Linked DNA regions of Homo sapiens: region 2 is linked to region 1. A link is a contact called in ENCODE Hi-C or POLR2A ChIA-PET data. All regions are on one chromosome and are shown on one strand. Each heading gives the region's core, a stretch centred on a gene start or an enhancer-like site at or near the end of the contact. The rest is flanking DNA. Distances are from core to core; before and after follow the strand shown. Region 1 has its middle 36 kb from the start of GTF2IRD1. Region 2 holds the start of GTF2I-AS1 (GTF2I antisense RNA 1).

Region 1 (2,648 bases), core at 108-2,607:
GTATGTATATTGTTTGTGTGTATATATGTGCATGTTTGTGTATGTGAGTATACATCTCTTTGTGTGTAACGTGTGTATGTGCGTGTGTACCTGTGTACATGTGTATATGTGTACATGTATGTGTGTCTGTGTGTATGTGTATTTGTCCGTGTGTACATGTGTCTGTAGTGTTTGTGTGTCTGTGTATGTACGTGTTTGTGTATGTGTATGAGTTTTTGTGTATGTGTACGTATTTGTGTGTGTCTGTGTACGTGTCTATAGTGTTTGTGTATGTATGTGTTTGTGTATGTATATGTGTATGCATGTGTGTACGTGTGTACATGTATGTGTGTACGTGTGTGCATGTTTATATGTGTCTCTGTGTGCGTGTATATATATATGATGTGTACATGTATGTGTGTCTCTGTGTATGTGTGTATGTATCTGTGTGTGTGTGCCCATGCATGTGTGTGGGTCACTTGGAAAGGCCTGGGGGTGTGGGGTTGGAGGCAGGATCTGAGGCCTGAGCTGGGGGTGGGGGACAGGGCCCAGAGTGTGATGAATATGATGGACCCCAGGCTGCGGACCCGGTGCGGGGCTGTGAAGGTGCTCCTGGTGAACTCCAGGCTTGGGGCTGCTGGGAAACCGAGGCACAGCTGTGCGTGGGGCCAGCTGGAAATTGTGGCAGCGGGAGAGGGTGGCTGGGAGGGGGTCTAGACGGGGCTGGAGCCACCCTGGAGGCAGCAAGTCCTTCCCTTTGCTGGTAGCTCCAGAGAAAGGGCCCACAGCCTTACCCAAGGTTCCAGAGAAGCTTCTAGAAGTGAGCATCCTGGTTATTCGTCCTATACCATGTTCCTTCTGAATTTACACTGGACCCCAACTTCAGTCTCAAAACACTTCCCAGCCTCTCTTGGGGAGTGGGAGCGGGACCAGGGTGACTGCCCAGCTGAGGTTGGCAAGGGGGACGTGATGGGAGGGTTCAGGACTGAGAAAGTAGGCCAGGGTCAGCTCTGTGGAGGGAGCCCAGCCTGCGGGGAGGGGAGGCAGTGCTGTGCGGGAGGAGGGAGGCCAGGACAGTCCTGGCCCGGCACGGTCCCAGAGAGGGAATGAATGTCCACGCCCTGGCCGGCCTCTCTCCCAGGGATGGAAGTGTGGACACACACGGATACTCACAGAGAGGCCTGAACCAAGTCTGGGAGGCAACAGGGACAGGGAGCTCTGGGACTAGGAGCCGGGACACCTGGGTCCCCGTTGTTGCTCCCACGTGCAAAGCTGGCCTGTGTCTCCAGCCTTGCAGCCCTAAAGCCCAGTCTGGACAGAGGGTGGAATGGACAAGCCGCAGTGAGAGGGCCGAGGGTGACACCTGCTGGTAAATGGGAGGCATCACAGGCAAGACTTGGCTGGTGGGTCTCTTGCCGCCCAGGGGTGCGTGGTGTCACCCACCCTCCAGCCTCCCCTCCTGTTCTTCACCCCAGGACCCCACAAAAGGAGAAGGCAAATGTTTCCCGATCAGACCTGGAGGGTTTGATCAATGTCTCCCTCTCAGGCAGAGCAAAGAGAAGTGGGGCAAGAGAAGTCCCAGTTTATTTTTTTGAGACGGGGTCTTGCTCTGTCATCCAGGCTGGAGTGCAGCGGGGCTCACTGCAACCTCCGCCTCCTGGGCTCAAGCCATTCTCCTGCCTCAGCCAACCAAGTAGCTGGGATTACAGGCGCCTGCCGCCACGCCCGGCTAATTTTTGTATTTTTAGTAGAGATGGGTTTTCACCCTGTTAGCCAGGCTGGTCTAGAACTCCTGACCTCAAATGATCTGCCTGCCTTGGCCTCCCAAAGTGCTGGAATTACAGGCATGAGCCACTGTGCCTGGCTAATTTTTGTATGTTTAGTAGAGACAGGGTTTCACCATGTTGGCCAGGCTGGTCTCAAATTCCTGACCTCAGGTGATCTGCCCTCCTCGGCCTCCCAAAGTGCTGGGATTACAGGCGTGAGCCACCGCGCCTGGCCTAGAAGTCCCGGTTTCTGAGCTTCCCTCAACATGAGACAGACACTGTGTTGGAGGGGGAGGGTTGCAGCAGTGGTTGTCGCCATAACCCCATGCCATGGAGATGCCTTCCAAAGGCCAGTACTGTGAACCTTGGGGCGGAAGGGTCATGAGGACACCCCGCCCCCTGCTTCAGACCACACTGGTTCAATCCCCACCCCCAAAACACTGATGCTCCAAGCTTTATTTAATTTTCCCAAAGCTGGACCCAGGGCCACATCCCAGGAGTGACCCAGAGAAGGATGTCCCCCCAACCCCTACCCAAACCATGATTCCCAAGATGTTCAGCTGTGACCCCTGCCTGGGGCTTATGTTACCACTTTATAGATGAGAAAACTGAAGCTGGGGAGGGAAGGGCTCTGCCCAGGGCCACAGGCTGGTTACTGCCCAAGTCAGAGTTGGAACTTGGGTCTCAGCTGCTGCAAGGTGCTGCCTTTTTTTTTTTTTTTTTTCTGAGACAGGGTCTTGCTCTGTTGCCCAGGCTGGAGTGCAGTGGCACAATCATAGCTCACTGCAACCTCGACCTCCCAGGCTCAAGCAATCCTTCTGCCTCAGCCTCCTGAATAGCTGGGACTACAGAGTGTGCCACTGTGCTTGGCCAGTTAAAAAAAAATATATATATATAGGCTGG
Region 2 (2,648 bases), core at 48-2,547, 310 kb before region 1:
AAAGTTAATTCTCATTAAGAAGTCCCTACCATCGGGGCAGCACTAGGGTCTTGGGATGACTGAACATACAATGACATATTTTCTACATTTTTACATCCCAACTGTCCATATCATTTTACTGCTTTCCAAGAACTTTCCCCTTTTTGGTGGTTCTTAGAATTAGTAGGTTGGTGCAAAAGTAACTGTGGCTTTTGCCATTACTTTTAATAGTCTCATGGGAGACTACACGAGAAGTTTTAACATTTAGCACCTCTTTTTAGCCTTTTAATTTCTGAAAAGCAGGAGGGCAGAAAAGATCAAGCAAATGAAACACGACAAAAGGGAGACCACGATAAAGGTCTCCAGGGGTCTTTTAGCAAACTTCCTAAAACATGTCTCAGTTGTGTGGAAATAAGACTTTACGGATATATAGTTGCAACTTAAAATGCTAAAGAACAGGCCAAGTGCAGTGGCTCATGCCTGTAATCCCAGCACTTTGGGAGGCTGAGGCATGCGGATCACCTGAGGTCAGGAGTTCGATTCCAGCCTGGCCAACATGGTGAAATCCCATCTCTACTAAAAATACAACAATTAGCTGGGCATGGTGGTGGGCGCCTGTAATCCCAGCTACTCAGGAGGCTGAGGCAGAAGAATCACTTGAACCCGGGAGGCGGAGGTTGCTGTGAGCTGAGATCGTGCCTCTGCACTCCAACCTGGGTGACAGAGCAAGACTCTGTCTCAAAAAAATAATAATAAAAATTAAAAATAAAGAACAAAAACATATTTAAAAAGTACAAAAATTCAATTCATATCCAATCATTGTGACTACGACACAGTAGAATATTAAAGTACTATTTTCAAGATGTATACAAGCTTAATATTCCATTTATTCAAAATATGAATCATCAACATAATTTGCCGCTAATATCTCATTCAGTCCCTTGCTAGGATACATCATCCATTGAGAGCTCACAGATTAGCAGCTGCAGTAACACAGAGCAAAAAAAAAAAAAAAGAAAACCAAGAGGTGAAATAGTTCTGAAATAAAGATTTTAAAGCTAAGAGAAATAACTAAATTACTAAGTCTTTAGCACTAATCTTGAGCTGACTAATTAACATCAGACAAGACAATGTCCTATGCTTTGGTAAATCCAAACTATGTTTAAACAATGTCTGTAATGTAATTTTCAAAATGCTCCTGGCTTTCCAAAGATGAGATTATGATGCAGTAATAGACGCTAAAGCATTTTCCCCCTGCAGAGCATGTTGCAACATTTATCAGTCACACTGAGAATCCAGAAGATGAAGGAAAAGGTCACGTCGTTCGCTGAGAACTTACCGAAGTTGAACTCCCTCACTTTCCGCTTCCCAGCATTGGCGGGTTCCGGGACTGGTGGCTGCGGTAGCTCATTGGCCTTTGGTCTCTTAGACGGTGGAGAATAATCATCATCTTGAAAAAGAAAATGGTCATTACTGGAAGAACCATCTTACAGTTACAGTCACCTCCTGGTCAATTCCCAACATTCAAAAGGTGAGCAGGGCTTTAAAGCTATTTTGAGTATCAATAGTTATTTCTGTATTGTGAGCTTTAGCAGGCTTTTTCCTTGTTACATTTGAAATTTTCTTTGTTTGGGATGTGTTCAAGTGAATACTGCTTTTTCCTCTGTCTTTCTTCATTATTTTTTAGTTTGCTTCATTTGAATTGTCATTATAAATTTCCCCTTCTCAAATAACTTTCAAATTGCCAAGAACTATATTGTTTTAAGACTTTCAAGAAAAAACTTTTAATAAAGACAGCCACCTAAAGTTATAAAAGGGGATAGAGTACAGCTTAGATGGAAAAGATATTTAAGCTTATACAAAATTTAAGCATGCATAAGCAAGGGAAATTGGGTAAATAGTTTTTTTTTGTTTTTGTTTTTGTTTTTGTTTTTGAGACAGAGAATTGTTCTGTTGCCCAGGCTGGAGTTCAGTGATGCAATCTTGGCTCACTGCAACCTCCACCTCCTGGGCTCAAGCGATTCTCATGCCTCAGCCTCCGAAGTAGCTGGGATTACAGGCACCCGCCACCGCGCCCGGCTAATTTTTGTATTTTTTTGATAGAGATGGGGTTTCGCCATGTTGGCCAGGCTGGTCTCAAACTCCTGGCCTCAAGTGATCCACCCACCTCGGCCACCCAGAGTGCTGGGATTACAGGTGTGAGCCACCGCGCCTGGCCTGTTCAAATACTTTTAACAAGTGCAAAATGTATGGGCTTAAAGAAATAGGGCTGCATTATGATGAAACAGATACTGTTGATTCAGTCAGCACAGAGGCTGTGTATAAAGGAGCAGTCAGCTATTCAAGCACAGCGCACAGCACACACGCTGTTGTGAGAGTTCCGTGCTCATTTCCTTGTGGATACACCAGGAACTCACTCTGCTGTGACCCTTCAGTACACCTCATGTTAGGATTAGAGACATCTGGGTCATATCAGCTGCCACTGTCATCTTCTAGTCCCTCAAAGTGTCAGGTAACATGCTATTAATATTGCTGCTCAAACATCATCTATAAAATACTGAAAACATCATTTTAAGAAATTCTTATTTAAAAACAAATGTGGTATGGTGAAGAAAATAATTATTGTGTTAAAGACAGTATCATAGAAAAAAGATCACTCAAGTACAAGA

The links. Hi-C counts contacts between places; a loop is a spot of excess contacts on that map. ChIA-PET counts read pairs that join two places held with the same protein, here RNA polymerase II (POLR2A). Pooled maps may share reads with other maps.
Region 2: a pooled map shows a loop between it and region 1 (5-fold over the local background). The contact joins the promoter of GTF2I-AS1 here to the enhancer-like site in region 1. A Hi-C loop is called at or near these places in 8 of 168 maps with a recorded cell type or tissue (CD4-positive, alpha-beta T cell, GM12878, ascending aorta and 5 more), 1 of 37 single-sample maps with no recorded cell type and 12 of 50 pooled maps. POLR2A ChIA-PET finds 5 or more read pairs at or near these places in 1 of 52 experiments (GM12878).

What each region holds. Positions count from the first base shown.
Region 1 is chr7:74,416,265-74,418,912 of GRCh38, reverse strand. No RefSeq gene overlaps it. Among named protein-coding and RNA genes, the nearest start is that of GTF2IRD1, 36 kb to the left of the region's middle. RefSeq lists a silencer at 1,288-1,417. Within about 2 kb of position 1,357, at least 2 of the 41 ENCODE cell types and tissues checked have a DNase peak (open chromatin) inside an H3K27ac peak, as active enhancers do.
Region 2 is chr7:74,727,567-74,730,214 of GRCh38, reverse strand. GTF2I-AS1 (GTF2I antisense RNA 1) reads left to right here and starts at 1,297. Exons shown (of 4, transcript NR_110044.1): 1 at 1,297-1,510. GTF2I (general transcription factor IIi) reads right to left here. Exons shown (of 35, transcript NM_032999.4): 13 at 1,319-1,429.